2 separate regions of the Homo sapiens genome follow, and region 2 is linked to region 1. A link is a loop called in an ENCODE intact Hi-C map of the cell type or tissue named here. Cell type or tissue: OCI-LY7. All regions are shown on one strand. Each heading gives the region's core, and the rest is flanking DNA. Links, peaks and the distances in the headings are about the cores only.

The links. A loop is a pair of places that touch in the nucleus more often than their neighbours do. Peaks named below come from ENCODE experiments on the same cell type or tissue, not always from the same donor. Only the 100,000 strongest peaks of a DNase experiment are listed, where the experiment ranks them.
Region 2: a loop joins it to region 1, with 20 times the contacts of the local background. A loop is called at or near these places in 13 of 110 quality-filtered maps.

Annotation. Positions count from the first base shown.
Region 1 is chr2:132,141,998-132,150,332 of GRCh38, reverse strand. ANKRD30BL (ankyrin repeat domain 30B like) reads left to right here. Exons shown (of 6, transcript NM_001358416.1): 6 at 2,105-2,742. The coding sequence ends at 2,202. Among named protein-coding and RNA genes, the nearest start is that of ANKRD30BL, 16 kb to the left of the region's middle. In OCI-LY7, for the core only: a CTCF peak has its summit at 3,331 (motif pointing right); DNase peaks (open chromatin) are centred at 2,492 and 3,352; H3K4me3 peaks cover 585 bases; H3K27ac peaks cover 2,283 bases.
Region 2 is chr2:131,669,674-131,678,008 of GRCh38, reverse strand. No RefSeq gene overlaps it. Among named protein-coding and RNA genes, the nearest start is that of LINC03124, 8.7 kb to the left of the region's middle. RefSeq lists enhancers at 3,720-4,357, 4,358-4,997, 5,173-5,472, 4,998-5,636. In OCI-LY7, for the core only: CTCF peaks have their summits at 3,648, 3,857 (motif pointing left), 4,957 and 5,161 (motif pointing right); DNase peaks (open chromatin) are centred at 3,878, 5,408 and 5,768; H3K4me3 peaks cover 2,495 bases; H3K27ac peaks cover 1,259 bases.

The DNA of each region.
Region 1 (8,335 bases), core at 58-8,057:
GTTAAATAAACTGTTAAATAAACAAATATTTGTTTGTTTATTAAACATAAACATATAAAATGTTTATTTGTTAATTTAACAAATAAATTATTTATTTGTTTGTTTCTTTATTGTAGAGACATGGTCTCCTTATGTTGCCCAGGCTGGTCTTGAACTTCTGGGCTTTATTTAATTTTTGTAATAAATGATTTGCATTCAGAAAATTAGAATTAATTACAGTCGAGTATTGAGCAACATGAGAGTTAGGGTGCTGATCCCCCCATGCAGCTGAAAATCTGCTTTATAGGAAAATCTGTTTCTTTTGACTCCTCCAAAACTCTACTAACATTCTACTGTTGACCTGGAGCCTGAAAAAAGTTGAAAGCATAAGCAGTCAATTAACCCATAGTTTCTATTTTATATGTACTATATACTGTATTCTTAGAATAAAGTGAGCTGGAGAAAAGAAACTTATAAAGAGGAAGAAATATATTCACTATTTATTAGATGGAAGTGAATTATTATACATAAAGGACTTCATTCTCATTGCCTTTATGTTGAGTAGGCTGATAAGGAGGAGGCAGAGGTGAGATTTGTCTTAGTATCTTGCAGTGGCAAAGGAAAAGAAAAATCTGTCTATTAGTGGGCTCCTAGAGTGAAAACCCTTATTCAAAGATCAACTGTGTGGCATAGTGACTTTTGTCACTAAAAAAGTAACTATCTTTAGAATTTGGATCTCAATAATACTTTTCTTGCACCCTAAATGAATGTCAATAAGAATTAACATAACTTAGTGAGGGTGCATCAGTACCAGTAGGAGATTATTTTTCAAAGATACCTACTGAGTGCAGAAGTCAGAAAAGCAATTCTTTGTTGAGAAGTACAGGTTATGTTACATAGTCTTGTACCAACAAGGTCTCACTATTATCAACTTCATTCCCTCTAAGTTGAAACCAAATAAGATATGTTTACTTCATTAGAACAAGATGTGTTGTTCTATCTGCTGAATAATTAGTGTGTTGATAGTAATTTTGTTACAACAAGTTACTCTGTTCCTACTAGCCAAAATATTATCATTATAAATATAAAACTAGCTCAACTCTAGGCTCAACGAATTATAATAAAAGTGGAAAAAATTTTCACAATAACAAAAGTGCTACTGTGATACCTAAATGTGACACAATACATTGTACAATATGAACTGTATGAGCACATCTTTAATTTATTACATATTTATCAAAGGACTTCTATAAGTTAGATTTTGCAAGTTGCAGGAGACCAACATGGAATACACATAGTCTGGGTCTTTAAGGTGCTCATAATACAATAGAGCTGTCTCTATTGAATTTCTTCATTTTTCCAACAGAATTTCCTAACTATGTTTTCTATTTGTTTATCCACTTGTCCACTTAACAAATAACTGTCAGGTATCATTAAGGTACTAAGCATCTTTCTTGCTATTATCATTGTCATTTTTTATTATTTACTAGTTTATTAAGGTACTTAGCATTTTTCTTGTTATTATCATCTTTTTTATTATTTACTACTTTATTTAGTGCTTACTCTGTGCGAGAACCCCTTTGGGAGCTTATAATTATCACTTATTATGTCATTACCATATTCAGTATGTGTCAGACATTTTATATCCAACGTGAAGAATTAAAGCTTTAAAAAGTTTGGTAGTGTCCAGGAGCGGTGGCTCACTCCTGTAATCCTAGCACTTTGGAAGGCCAAAGCGGGCGGATTGCTTGAGCACAGGAGTTTGGGACCACCCTGACTAACATGGTGAAATCCCATCTCTACTAAATACAAAAAATTAGCTGGGCCTGGGTGGCATGCATATGTAATACCAGCTACATGGGAGGCTGAGGTAGGAGAATTTCATGAACCTAGGAGGCGGAGGTTGCAGTGATCTGCTGAGATCGTGCCACTGCACTCCAGCCTGGGCAACAGAGCGAGGCTCTTGTCTCAAAAAAAAAAAAAAAAAAAAAAAAAAAAAAAGGAGAAAACAAAAGTTTGGTAGTATTTAAGGAAAGCAAGCTGAATGAGTAGAAGTTTTCCAGGTAAAGAGTCAGAAGGATGATATTTAGCGAAGGAAAATTTAACCAGACTCTGTGTTTGGCAGAAGGAACATCTGAAGGAACACCTGATGAGGCTGCACCCTTGGCGGAAAGAACACCTGACACGGCTGAAAGCTTGGTGGAAAGAACACCTGATGAATAGGATACAGTGAATTCCTCTTCAAAGATTTTAGCCTGTAAACATCCTTTAAAATTCAAGAGGGGGAAGATTAAGTACAATGAGTTCTGAGTTCCTCATCAAAGAACAAATATGTCAGTATGTTCAGCTTCTCTGTTCTTTGTTCTCCGTTTTAAAGTTTAACTTCCTCGTTCGTTATGCCTCCTTGCCCCTAGTTTCATTAAACAGCCCCCTTCTAGCCTCTAACACCTGCTTTGTCTTTAGTCATTCTTAGTAACCTGCTCTGTCCTTAGTCATCCTTAGACACCTGCTCTGTAACTGTCTTTCCCGCTGAAACTACTCACCCTGCCACTCCAGCTCATACCCCTGCCCTCTTTAAATAGCCAATCTGAATTGGCTTAGAGTGTGCAGTCCAACCCTATCCAATAGGGAAAAGACACAACAGTAGGGACTAGCTGCGTTAGAAATAAGAACACTTTCCCCTCCCTTGTCCGGTGTGATCTTGCCATTGCTCCATCTGCAAGACCACTCTTCCATAGAAGTAAATTTGCCTTGCTGTAAAAACTTGTTGCTGGAGTGCTGACGGTTCTTTGCGGCGCTGAAAATTTATTTTCCACAAATTTAAGGGCCCACCCAGCATTCCCATTCTCCTCTAGGGGAGGGTCCAGTCCTCTCCCTTGAGGAGGCGCACCCCGCTGCCTCGTTGCAGTGGCCATAAAGGTAAGGAATCAAGACTCAACTGGTGCGATTAATAAACCCGGGCTCTCAGCAACGTGGAAAGAAACAGGCCAGCAACTTTGGGGAAAGGATCTTCACATACCGTGGCGACCAGGTAACTGTGCACAGACCGAGGTAAGAAATGTCGCAGGGGTGACAAAGTATTTCCTTGGTGGTCGGGATATTCTGGAGGTTGAAAGTGTGTGTGAATGATCACAAGCACTACTGCTTGTGGTGCTGTTTGTGTGGATGATACTAAGCATTATTGCTGTGAGGAGTGAGTGGGTCCTATCTGCGGTTTTTTATTTGAATAAAAACCTTTGAAGAGGAATTTACTGTATCCTCATAGGGCTCAGGGCAGATCTTGCTGTGGAGTTTATACCATGATGCCAATGCTAAGAGGGACCTAAAATTCCTGGGAGGGAAGCAGCCAGAGTGGATGAAGCGAAAGAAGGATGCAAGGAGCCTCCAGCAGGTGGCGATAAAGGATAGGGAAGAAATCTCTAGCATGCGGGATTGAGCCTAACCAGGACCTAACATGGGAAAAGCCCCAAGTAAGATAGGGAGCAAAAAAGAAGAGGATAGTAACAAAGACATGCCCCCTGATAGTCCCCTGGGTCTCATGTTAAAATATTGGAAGAATAATGAGAGGACTAAACATAAGAAAAAGCATTAGAGGATAAAATATTGCTGTTTCATTTGGACCCAAGGTCCCATTTTCAAACCCTCAATCTTCTGGCCAAAGTTTGGGTCGATTGAGGATGTAATATGTCAACTTCTAATTCAATATGTTAATGATAAAAATCTGGTTTCTCAAGAAGAACTAGACTATGCTCTTTGTTGGAGACAGGGACCTGTCTTTATTCCCATAAAGACAACTAGGGAAGAACCCGATCCAGTATCTCAAATTGAAAAGTCAGACGAGCTGACTCCCACACCTAAAGCCAGCACATGGGATCCCCTATACCATTTTGCCCTGCTCAGTGCCTCTGACCCTTCCCCTCGGGCAGCTGCTGCCACCCCAGATCCCACCCCAGATCCTTCTCCTGCTCACGCTGTTACTCCTCCTTACAACTCTAATTCTTGGATGTCATCATCCCATGAGCCTGTCCCCTGTCAGCCTAAATACCTCTCCCTAAAGGGACTCCAGCATGAGGTACAGCAATGTAAAAAGGACGTTCAGAACTTCCCTTTTCCCTCCACACCTAAGGAGTCAGCCCCAGCTCTCTTCCCCTTAAAAGACATGTCACAAGGAGGAGGAGCCATTGTATTTGTGAATGCTCCCTTGACCAGTTCAGAAGTCTGAAGTTTGAAAAAGGAAATTAAGCCATCGTTAGACGACACTTATGAGGTGGCAGATCAGGTTGATCAATTCTTGGGACCTCAGTTATACACTTTGGTCGAGTTTATGTCCATCCTAGGCATCCTTTTTTCGGAGGAGGAAAGAAGCATGATCTGATCCGTAGGGCTGCTATGGCAATTTGGGAATATGAACACCCTCCTTGTCAAAACGTTCCTACCACGGACCAAAAATTCCCTGCCCAAGATCCCCGGTGGGATAATAATAATGCAGCTCACCAAGAAAACATGCAAGACATAAGGGAAATGATAATGAAAGAAACTAGGGAATCAGTACCCCAAACTCAAAATCTCTCTAAAGCATTTGATATACAACAACAGGAGAGAGATGAGTGGACTATGAAATTTTTAGACAGACTAAAGGAGCAAATGAGAAAATATGCAGGCCTAAATTTGGAAAATCCCCTGGGACAGGGAATGTTAAAGCTCCATTTTGTCACTAAAAGTTGTCCAGATATTTCTTTTTATTTTTTTGAGATGGAGTCTCTCTCTGTCACACAGGCTGGAGTGCAATGGTGCGATCTTGATTCACTGCAAGCTCCGCCTCCCAGGTTAACTCCATTCTCCTGCCTTAGCCTCCCGAGTAGCTGGAACTACAGGTGCCCACCACCACGCCCAGCAAATTTTTTGTATTTTTAGTAGAGATGGGGTTTCTCCGTGTTAACCAGGATGGTCTCAGTCTCCTGACCTCGTGATCCACCCACCTCGGCCTCTCAAAGTGCTGGGATTACAGGCATGAGCCACTGCACCTGGCCAACATTGTCCAGATATTTCAAAAAAGTTACAAAAATTAGAAGATTGGGAAAACTGACCTCAAGTGAACTTCAGTGAGAAGTGAACCTCAAGTGAAATGACCTCAAGTGAACCTCAGAGAGACTCAAAAAGTATCTGTGAAGAGAGACGAAGAAAAGCAAAAACAAAAGACAAAACTTATGTTATTCACCTTCCAACAGATGGCTCCAAACCCATGTACCCCTAAACAAAGCTTCCAGTGGGCCAGAAACTATAAAGGTTCCAAACCCTCCTTTAAAGGACCCAAGCCTCCACTGGGAAGATCAAGGCTCTCGTCTACCAGGCCATCTAAATAGCATGGGGGAGTAAAATCAAAGAATCCCAGAACTGAGAGTGGGGAAGGGCAAGGTAGGCACTACAAATGTGGAAGAACAGGCCACTTCAAGAGAGAATGTCCCAAATTAGAAAAGGAAAAAGAAGCCCTTCCACTCATGGCTTTTGAGGAAAATAATGGTGTCAGGGGTTCTGTCTCTTTTATCTTGAGTCCCACCAGGAGCCCTTGATAAGTCTAGAAGTGAGACCTAAGCATGAGTTTATAATCTTTTTAGTCAATTCAGGAGTGGCTCGATCCTCTGTTTGTTTCCCCCCCATCTAATATTGCCTGCTCTTCAGAGGAACTTTTGGTTTGTGGGGTAAAGGGAGAAGGATTTAAAGCAAAAATTTTAGAAAACACAGAAGTCAGATACCAGGCTCAATCAGCTCATATTCAGTTTTTGTTAATCCCTAAAGCAGGGACTAATTTACTAGGCAGGGATTTAATGTTGAAGTTAGGCATAGGCCTGCGACTCAGCCCAAGAGGATTCCTCACCTCATTAAAGCTACTTACCACTGCAGATGAAAAATATATTAATCCTAATGTCTGATCCAAAGAAGGAAACTGAGGGAAACTCTGAGTCCCTCTAAGCACATCAAGCTAAAAAACCCCAGGGAAGTAGTAAGGAGGAAACAATACCCCATTCCCCTAGAGGGCAGGATAGGGTTGAAACCTATAATTGAAGGTCTTATTAAAGATGGGCTTCTTGGGCCCTCTATGTCCCCTTATAACAGCCCAATATTGCCAGCCAAGAAATTAGATGGGTCATATCGGCTGGTACAGGACCTTAGGGCTATTAACCAAATAGTCCAAACTACCCACCCCATTGTCCTCAATCCTTACACCATTCTCAGCAAGATTCCATATAATAATCAATGGTTTACTGTAATAGATTTGAAGGATGCTTTTTGGGTATGTCTCCTGGCTGAAGATAGGCCAGATATATTTGCTTTTGAGTGGGTGGATCCCCATTCAGGGTAGAAACAACAATATCAATGGATAGTCTTACACCAAGGGTTCCCAAACTCCCCTAACCTTTTCAGTCAAATTTTAGAACAAGTATTAGAAAAAGTTATCATCCCAAACAAATATGCCTGCTCCAATACGTTGATGATATTCTTATATCTGGTGAAGATATAGAGAAGGTAGCTGGCTTCTCTACACATATTCTCAACCATCTGCAGTTCGAGGGGTTATGAGTCTCAAAGGGAAAGCTTCAGTATGTAGAACCTGAAATTAAATATTTAGACCACTTGATAAGTGCAGAGAAGTGAAGAATAGGGCCTGAATGAGTTGAGGGAATCGTGTCCCTACCCTTGCCTCAAACTTAAACAAGAACTCAGGAAATTTTTAGGATTAGTTGGATACTGCTGCTTATGGATTAACTCACATGCACTAAACAGTAAAATTCTATATCCAAAACTTGCCCAGGGGAATACTGACCATTTCCTGTGGACTTCTGAGGAAGTCGATCAGGTTGAAGAGCTGAAAAAAAGGCTTATAACAGCCCCTGTCTTAGCCTTACCTTCCCTGGAAAAGCCATTCCACCTTTTTGTCAATGTGGATAATGGGGTAGCTTTAGGAGTGCTCACTTAAGAACACGGAGGCCATCGGCAGCCCATGGTGGCCTTCCTGTCAAAAGTCTTAGATCCAGTTACTTGTGAGTGGCCTCAATACATCCAATCCATTGTGACTACAGCACTAATGGTCAAAGAAAGCAGGAAGTTAACCTTTGGAGGAAAATTGACAGTAATAACGCCCCATCAAGTTAGAACTATCTTAAACCAGAAAGCAGGGAGGTGGCTTACTGACTCAAGAATCTTAAAGTATGAGACTATTCTGTTAGAAAAAGATGATTTAACATTAACCACTGATAATTCCCTTAACCCAGCAGTTTTCCTAATAGGGGATCCAAGTCTAAAGAGATAGCACACATGTTTAGATTTAACTGATTACCATACAAAGGTCTGACCAGACTTAGGAGAAACTCCCTTCAGGATGGGACGACACTTATTTATAGATGGTTCCTCCCAGGTGATTGAGGCAAAAAGATGCAATGGGTATTCACTAATTGATAGGGAAACTCTTGAAGAAATTGAGGCAGGAAAATTGCCTAAGAATTGGTCTGCCCAAACTTGTGAGCTGTTTGCACTCAGCTGAGCCTTAAAGTACTTGCAGAACCAGGAAGTAGCCATCATACCAATTCTAAGTACACCTTTGGAGTGGCTCGTACATTTGGAAAAATTTGGACTGAACGAGGTCTCATTAATACTAAACGTCAAGATCTTGTTCATAAGGATCTAATCACCTAAGTATTGAATAACCTTCAGTTGCCAGAAGAAATAATGATTGTCCATGTCCCCAGACACCAGAAAAGTCTTTCTTTTGATAGTCTGGGAAATAGCCTAGCAGATTACATAGGCAAACAGGCTGCCATTTCTTTTAAAACATCTATTTTTCACTGAACTCTTTACCTTCCTCCTCCTACCATAATCTCCATTTTCTCTTCCACTGAAAAGAGAAACTAATAAAAATAGGTGCTAAAGAGGATTCAGAATAAAAATGAATATTGTCAGACCAGAGGGAAATGTTGTTCAAACCCTTTATGAGGGAAAACTTGTCCCAGCTGCATCAAGGGAACCACTGGGGGTCCCAAGCCATGTGTGACACAGTTCTGAAAGTTTTGGGGTGTATAGGAATTTATACTCTGGCCAAACAGGTTACAGACAGTTGCTTAGTATGTAAGAAAACTAATAAACAAACTATAAAAAGATTACCCCTTGGGAGAAGGAGTCCAGACTTAAAGTATCCTGATTGATTACACAGAGATGCCTCCAATAGGTCATCTAAAATATTTACTAGTGACAGTAGATCACCTTACTCACTGGGTCAAAGCTATTCCCTTTTCAAATGTGATGGCCAATAATGTAGTTATGGCCTTAATTGAAAATATAGTGCCCAGGTTTAGGCTAATAG
Region 2 (8,335 bases), core at 239-8,238, 470 kb after region 1:
GCAAAAGAAAGCTGCTCAGGTTGAAGAAAAATGATAACAATTGGAAATTCTAGTTCTCAGAAAAGATGAAAGTGTGCCAAAAATAGTAAACATGTGGAGGGGAAATTGCTATTTTAATGACATCCTCCAGGAATTACAACATGTGCAGAAGAAAAATCTATGACAACATGGCACAAAAGATCAGAGGAGGGAGGAGGGTAAGGTAAGGTTTTTATATTTTATATACAGTGTTATGATATTTAATATACTTTAAGTATTTTTATTTTAATTTCTAAAGAACTCACTAAAAATAAATAAATGAAACAAAGAGTCATAGTTAAAAAAAAACAAGATACAAAATCCATACTAAAAAAAAAGAAAACCCCATAAAACAAACAAACAAACAAACAAATGAAAACTACAATAATCCAGAAGAAGACCAGGAAGGCAGAACAGAGACTGTCAAAGTAGGTAAAAAGGAAACCTCAATATCAGCTTTTAAAAAGAAATACACTTATGAGGTAAAGATACAAATAGATTCAAACTGAAAAGATGGACTAATATACACCATGCAAATCTCTGTTATCAAAAACTGCAGCCAGTGTATTAATGGCAGATAAGACAGACTACAAGAAAGACAAGCATCAACAGGGATAAAGAAGGACGTTTTATGCTAATGAGTCGATTTGCTTAGAAAACCTAATAATCATAAGCATGTATGCACCTAAGAAAAATAACAAAATACACAAAGCAAAAGTTATTGAATTAAAAGGATAAATGCATAAATCCACAATTTGACAATTCTAATTCTTATATCTCAGAAATTAATAGAAAAAAATAACTCCAACAATAACACTACAAGGTATTAATAGAAGAGATTATAACCAGAGCACTGGGAGAAAAACAGCAATATCCAATATGCTTACAATATTGGTTGACAACTCAAAAGTTCCCAAAAGAATTTTTGACACTAAAGGTAAATAGTCTGGAAAACCTAAAAGCCAGCATAGGAAGGAAGTGGAAAATGAAATGTTGATTGAAAATAAATCTGGAAGTCCAGGCGCGGTGGCTCATGCCTGTAATCCCAGCACTTTGGGAGACCAAGGTGGGTGGATCACCTGAGATCGGGAGTTCGAGAAACTCTGTCTGTACTAAAAATACAAAATTAGCCAGGTGTGGCGGCACATGCTTGTAATCCCAGCTACTTGGAGGCTATGGCAGAAGAATCGCTTGAACCTGAGAGGCAGAGGTTGTGGTGAGCCGAGATCACCCCGTTGCACTCCAGCCTAGGCAACAAGATCAAAACTCCATCCCCCCGCTCCCCAAAAAAAAGAAAAGAAAAGAAATCTGAAAAAAGGAAAAGAGAATTGAGGATAAGGTTTTGGGATACAAAATCCAAAATCAAGTGATAGAAATAAGTTCAAATATATCACTTTTTCCTACCAAACCTAGAGGGATTAACCTCATATATTAAAATACAAAATTGTTAATAACAAAGCAGCACTTTCAAATTAAAGAAAGAAAAATAATGGGAATAAAAATTTTAAGTAAATATTCACAGAAAGCAAGCTGCTACCACAAAATTAATTTTAGTTCAAATAAAATTTAAGGAAGAAATAATAAACAACAGGATAGACACTGCACATGGAGGGACAATAGAACCGAGTAGGTGAAGCAACGTCAAGTCCAACGCTGGCCTCGCCTCCAGGACGTACAAAGAAACTAACAGGAAGAGCAGGTCTAGAGAGGGATGCTGGAACTCATACTTCTGAATTTAAATGGGAAATAGACAAAGATGTTATGTGTTTATAAAATATTTTAAAATCACAACAAATGCTGAATATACATTTTCTAATATATGTAATACTTACTAAATGGGACCCATATTAGGTTGCAAAAGAAATTACAAAAAAACTGGAGCTAGGGACCAAAGGACTAACAGAAGTCAGAACAAAAAACACGCCCCATATATTTTAGGAAAAAACGGCACAGTGATTTAATGGTAAATCACTATAAACATGAAGGGATTCACCTAGAATAGAGATGAGATTCCAGAGTTCAAGACGACAACATGTGTCAGCCTGACTTTCTGAATGACTGCATAGGAAAGCCTGCCATCCAAGGAAGCGCAGAAAAGGACACCCCTCAGGTCCTGGATGGAGGAGGATGACCCCCAATACTGGATGGAGAAGGATGCCCCCCAGTCCTAGATGGAGAAGGATATCCCCCTCAGTCCTGGATGGAGAAGGATGCCCCCTAGTTACTGGATGGGAAAGGATGTCCCCCAAGTCCTGAATGGAGAAGGATAACCCCCCAGTCTTGGATGGAGAAAGACAACCCCCAGTCCTGGATGGAGAAGGATAACCCCCCAGTCCTGGATGAAGAAAGATGCCCCCCAAGTCCTAAATGGAGAAGGATGCCCCCCAAGTCCAGATGAAGAAGAATTTCCCCCACTCCTGAATGGAATAGGATCCCCCTCAAGTCCTGGGTGGATAAGACACCTCCCAAGTCCTGGGTGGAGAAGGACATCCTTCAGGTCCCAGATGGAGAAGGATGTTCCCCAAGTCCTGCTTGGAGAGGGTGGCTCTGGGGACCGCATGGGGAAGGATGCCCTTTTTCCAGCCTCCCCATCCATACTTATCCTGACCTGTTAGTGTAGAACAAAGAGATTTGGAGGAAGAAACACGGGACTAAATTTACTCAGAATGTTTTCCTTTTAATTAACATTTTATAAATTCTGATTTTTCTTTGATAAAAATAAGCGAAATGTATGATATAAACACAGTGTAACAACCAATTAGACCTATTTTTCCAAATCTGTGTCCTGGTTACCGGCTCTATTAGTCATTCTGCTTTGCTGTATTTGTAAAACTTCTCAAAATTAAAGATAAAAGAGTTTATTGCTAGTAACATGTACAAATAGGCATTGAATAAAATGTGACTCTTTAAAAATTAGTTTATTCTATGGGCTTCTTTTGGTGTACTAAGATTACTAGTGGATCTTTATTACAAGCTCACTGGTAAAAATAGACAATGTGATAATATTCTAATTTGTTAGAAATTAGTGTTGAGTGAGTATTAATCAAAACTTTAAAACCAAAATACATGGACATAAGAATAAATTATTCGACTTAATTATCTACTGACTTTAAATTCTAATTGCTAAATTTACTTTTTGTCCATTTCACCTCCTTCAAATCGCCAATTAACTCTTCATTTTTCTCTCCTGTCAATATTTTATTCTCATTTATTTTTTTCTATTTCCTGATTTTTTGAATAACTAAGGGAGTCGTGTTTTGCTTGTGTTAGAATGACTTCATTACACCAACCCATTAGGCAACTAGACCCTCACCAAGGTGAGCACTAGGAGACTTCAGACCATGGAGCCTCTCCTGATTTTTGACTCAGGCTACCTGGCAACTGTGTTTAAATTACGAATTGTTTAATTTTTTAGATCCCCTATAGATAAAGAAGGATTTTAATAACCATCAATTTAAAATGCACATGGACACTTTGTAACTGACATTTATTGCAGTTTCTGTGCTGCAGCCTCATGAGTAACTGTTTGTAAGGAACATCATGTTCCTCATTCTGCCCTTGCTCCTTGGGCTCCAACGGGAAAAACCAGAAATTCTGTGGGTATAAAACATGGAAACATTCATTCTTTGAAGAAAAAGGCTGCAAAGCAGAGACAAGAACAGGGAAAGGATGTTATCGAATACATGCAAATGGATAAAATATGAATGATTATGTTCTCATGTTCAACCCAATTTTTAAAAATGGATGTATGAGCAGTGCGAGCATTTACTCAGGCCATGGTGAGCCTGTGGGCAGCGGTGGCAAACCCGGACTCCGCCCGCCGACACCAGCGGCCCGGAAACCCTAGCGCCAGAGGCCACCTAGTGGCCAAAGTCAGGCAGTCGGCCCACAGCTGCAGGAGAGCTGCAACGCGCCCTTCAGCGGATTCCCGGAGGCTGCACAGTGCCCAGCTCCCGCCACCCGGTGCTCTGGGCGCGGGCAAGTGACCCTCAGGCCGTCTGGGACAGGACCAGCCCTGCGGCCTCAGCGGTGGGCTCAGGGGCGGCTGCCAAGTGCACACGGTGAACTATAGCAGCTGTGGCAGCCCCCGACCCTGTGCAAGCCACCGGCAGTGCAGACCCCATGACCAAAAGCCGCCGCGTCCCCTAACTCAGGCGGTCGGCCCCCCAGCAGCCAGAGGGGGGAAACCTGCAGCTCAGCCCCATCCCAGCGCCTGCACTGTGCTCAGCGCCCGTAATCCCACTCTCTGGGCGCGGGCAAGGAAGACTAGACCTTAGGGTGGGAGGGCGGTGCACTCGCGGACCCTCAAGCCTTCTGGAACAAGCCCTGCCATCCTCCGCCGCGGGATCAGCGGCAGCTGCCACATGCACACTCCTGGAAGCAGCATTGGTGGCAGCTCTGGTCTCTGCCAGCTCCAGCAAGAACGCGGACCCCAGAGCCAGAGGTCACTGCAGCGCATGTTAGGAGGTTGGCCTCTCAGCCGCAGGAGGGCAGGAATCTGCGCTCAACCAGATCCTCATGGCTGCACAGTGTCCAACGCCCACGACCCCGCAATCTGGGCGCTGGTCTAGGAATAACGGACCCTAGGGTGGAAGGGAGGTGCACTCACCCACCCCTGGGCAGCCTCACACCAGCCCTGCCAGCATCTGCCTTGGGCTCAGCTGCAGCTGGCGCCTGCGCATGGCACAGGGCAGTAGCAGTGGCAGCCCTGCCCCTGCCCTCAGACACCAGCAGCAAAGACCCCAGGGCCGGACGCCTCCAAGGCACTTAAGTCAGGTGGTCGGTCCCATAGCTGCAAGAGGGCGGGAATCGGCTGCTCAGCCCCATAGCAGCTGTGGCAGCCCCCATCTCTGTCCATGCCACCAGTAGCACGAACCCTAGGGCCAGATACTGCGGTGGAGCCTAATTCAGACTGTAGCTGCAGCAAGGCGGGAATCGGCCGCTCAGCCCCATCCTGGAGGCTGCTCTGTGTCTAGCGCTCGCACACCACGTCCTGGGAGCAGTCTAAGGAACAGCAGACCCTAGGGGGTAGGGCGGTGCACTCAGCGACCCTCAGGGTGTCTGGGACCAGCCCTGCCAGCCTCTGCCATGCTCTCAGCTGCAGCTACCATCGCCAGGTGGCGCCCGTTAGCAATGGTGGAAACCACACCCCCCTCCTCCGACCTTACCTGCCCCCAACAGCAGTGCAGATTCCATAGCTGGATGCCTTGCCAGGGCGGGAACCAGCCGCACAGCCTATTCTGGGCAGCTGCACAGGGCCCAGCGCCCGAAACCCCGAGCTCTGGGCGCGGGCCAAGGAAGAGTCCACCCTAGGCTGAGAGGGTGGTGCACACCGCGATCCTCAGGCTTTCTGGGACCAACCCTGCCGGCTTCTACTGAGAGCTCAGCTGCAGCTGCCACCTGTACAAGGGCGCGACAGCAGCAGAGCAACCCGGCACTTTGCCTGCACCAGAGCCCTGACACGGGGGACAAGGCCGCCTCAGCGCCTAATTCAGGCAGTCAGCCCCGCAGCTGCAGCAGGGCAGAAACCTTTGCCCTCGGCCCAGTCTCCTTGGCTGCACAGTTCCCAGTGCCCGCGACCCGAACTCTGGGCTCAGGCAAAGGAAGAGCGGACCCTAGGGTGGGATAGTGCTCCACTCAATGACCCTGAGGCTGCCTCGGAAACGCCTTGCCAGCCTCTGTCATGGGCTCAGCTGCAGCAGCCACCTGCACATGGCGCGCGGAGCAGACTTGATGGCAACTCCAGACCATGCTTTTACACCAGCCAGGCGGACTCCAGGGCCAGAGGCCGCCCAGCGGCTAATTCAGGTGGTCCGGCCCCAGCTGCAGGAGGGCGGGAACCGGCAGCTCAGCCATTTCCTGGCGGCTGCCCTGTGCCCAGCGCCTGCACACCCTGATCTGGGCGCCTACAAGAAAGAGCTGACTCTAGGGTGAAAGGACCGTCCACTCAGCGACCCCCAGGCTGTCTGGGACCAGCCCTGCCTGCCTCTGCTGTAGATTCAGCTGCAGTGGTAACCTGCACAAGGCGCGCAGCAGCAGCTGTGGCAAACTCCGACCCTGCCAGCTCCACCAGCAGCGCGGACCCTTGGGCCAGAAGCCTCCACGACGCCTAAGTCAGGGTGTTGGTCTCTAGCTGCAGGAGGGCAGAAACTGGCGCTCAGCCTCACCTCAGAGGCTGCATGGTGCCCAGAGCCAGGGCCCAGCTCTTCTAGTGCAGGTTGGAGAGGCCCCCCAGGCTGGAGAGCAGTGTCATGAACACAGCTTACTGAAGCCTCAACCTCCCAGATTCAAGCTACCCTCTCACTTCAGCCTCCTGAGTAGCTGGTAGCTGGGACTACAGGCGGGTGCCATCGTGCCTGGCTATTATATTTTATATACATTTTGGAGAGACAGGGTCTCACCATGTTGCCCAGGCAGGTCTTGAAAGCCTGGAGTTCAAGTGATCCTCTCACCACCTTACCTCCCTCAGTGGTGGGATTATATGTGTGAGCCACTGTGCCCTACCTGCCGCTTTTCTTATAAGGATACTTGTCATTGGATTTAGGGCCCATCCTAATCATCTCAAGGTGCTGGATTTAATTACATCTGCAGATTGTTTTCCAAATAAAGGCACATTCACACATTCCAGGTAGACATATCTTTTGATAGACCACCATGCAATCCACTCTAGGAGTATTAACGTGCCGTGTGGACTGAGGCACCAAAGAATCACATTATTATGTCATATAACTTGCCTTATTTGTAGTGACCCGTGGGCTTGGAAACAGAACCATATGCAGCTGTCAGGGAAGTGCACAGTGCCTGACCTTTCCCGCAGCCTCCTCCCTACTGGTCTTCCATGAGAGGATCATCCCTTGAGAGTGTCGAGAGATTCCTGTTAAATGCTAAAGACCACAGGGGCGTTTGGGAGGGGGAAGATGTTTGGGGAGCAACTTAGTTGTCCTGAGGTGCCTATCACCCTTCACTGTTTCAGCAATATGGATCTTCCAAGGACCTGGGAATGGGAACCAGGCATAAGACAGATACATGTGGATGAGAAGAGGCCAGAGTCTTTCTCTGTGTAGGTACCAGCCCAAGATGAGCATTGCTCCAGAAACACATGCACTCATGATGCTAAACCCAATCTATTGAGGACTTAATACAAACTGAGATTTGTTTAAAGCATTTAATTCTTACCACAGTCCTTTGACATCTTATTATCTCCATTTTACAGATAAAGAAACAGGCACAGAGGGTTTAAGTAACATGTACAAGATCACACAATCACAACTAGTAAAGCCAGAATTAAAGTCCAGTCGGTCTGCATTCAAAGCCTGTGCTCCTGCCCCAAAATGAGAAGTAATGACTTAAAGGCAAGAAAAACAGACCCTCCTTTACCCACCATCCTCATACACAGACTTCCAGCCCAGGATCTGAGCCATTTATTCATTTTCTCTCATATTCATTCATTCATTCAGTTCTTCATCACACATTTAGTGAAGTTCTGTCGTGGAATGTTCACACAGAAGGTACAAAAATGAGGCAGGTGTATTTTCTCCCATCTAACAGGGGATGACCACATGAAGAGAACTGATGGGCTGTGTGTCCCATGGCCTTACAGGGCAGTGGTGGAGGGTGGCCCAGGTCATCCACTTTCTGGGGAGGCAGAACCAGAAGCACCAGTTGGACAACTACTAGAGATGTTTATGCAGCCTCATATGTTAAGTCATATATTTTGAAAGCTTTTTAAATTTTTTCTTTAAGAAGATTTTAGATGCTTATCACTGAGTACCAGAGGGATGTAGGCTGGTGCCCTTATTAACAAAGTCAGGGACCGTGGCACACAAGGATTGACTACTGCAGATACGGTCACAATGCTACCTCTAGATGGCCTGAATCCCCCTGCCCTCTCTGGTGGGGAGAAGGGCTGGCAGAGCCATTAGCATGGGCTCCGGCCAATCCTGGCCACTTTGATGCTCCTGGTGCTGACCCAGGGTCCTGGAGGAAGGGATGAGGTGGGCAGTAGAGATGCTTAGGGCAGCAGCCCCTTTCCATCCACACTGGAACTATTTCAGTATTTTACCACCAATTCGGCCATTCCGTTGTGCGCTGGCTGAACATCAGCCCTGCTCCAGGTCTCAGTTTCCCCTTTGTAAAAGGAAAGCTCTGGATTCAGGGGTGACCAGAGGTCATCATGGTCTTGAGATTCGAGGCCTGTAGGCAGGGGGTGAGAGGTTCACTAGGAGCACAGAAGGCCAAGGTTGGGGAGAGGCAGCAGAGAGAGTGGCCTCCCTTCGGCCCAGGTGGGAGGTTCACAGAGACACACTTCCTTCTTCCC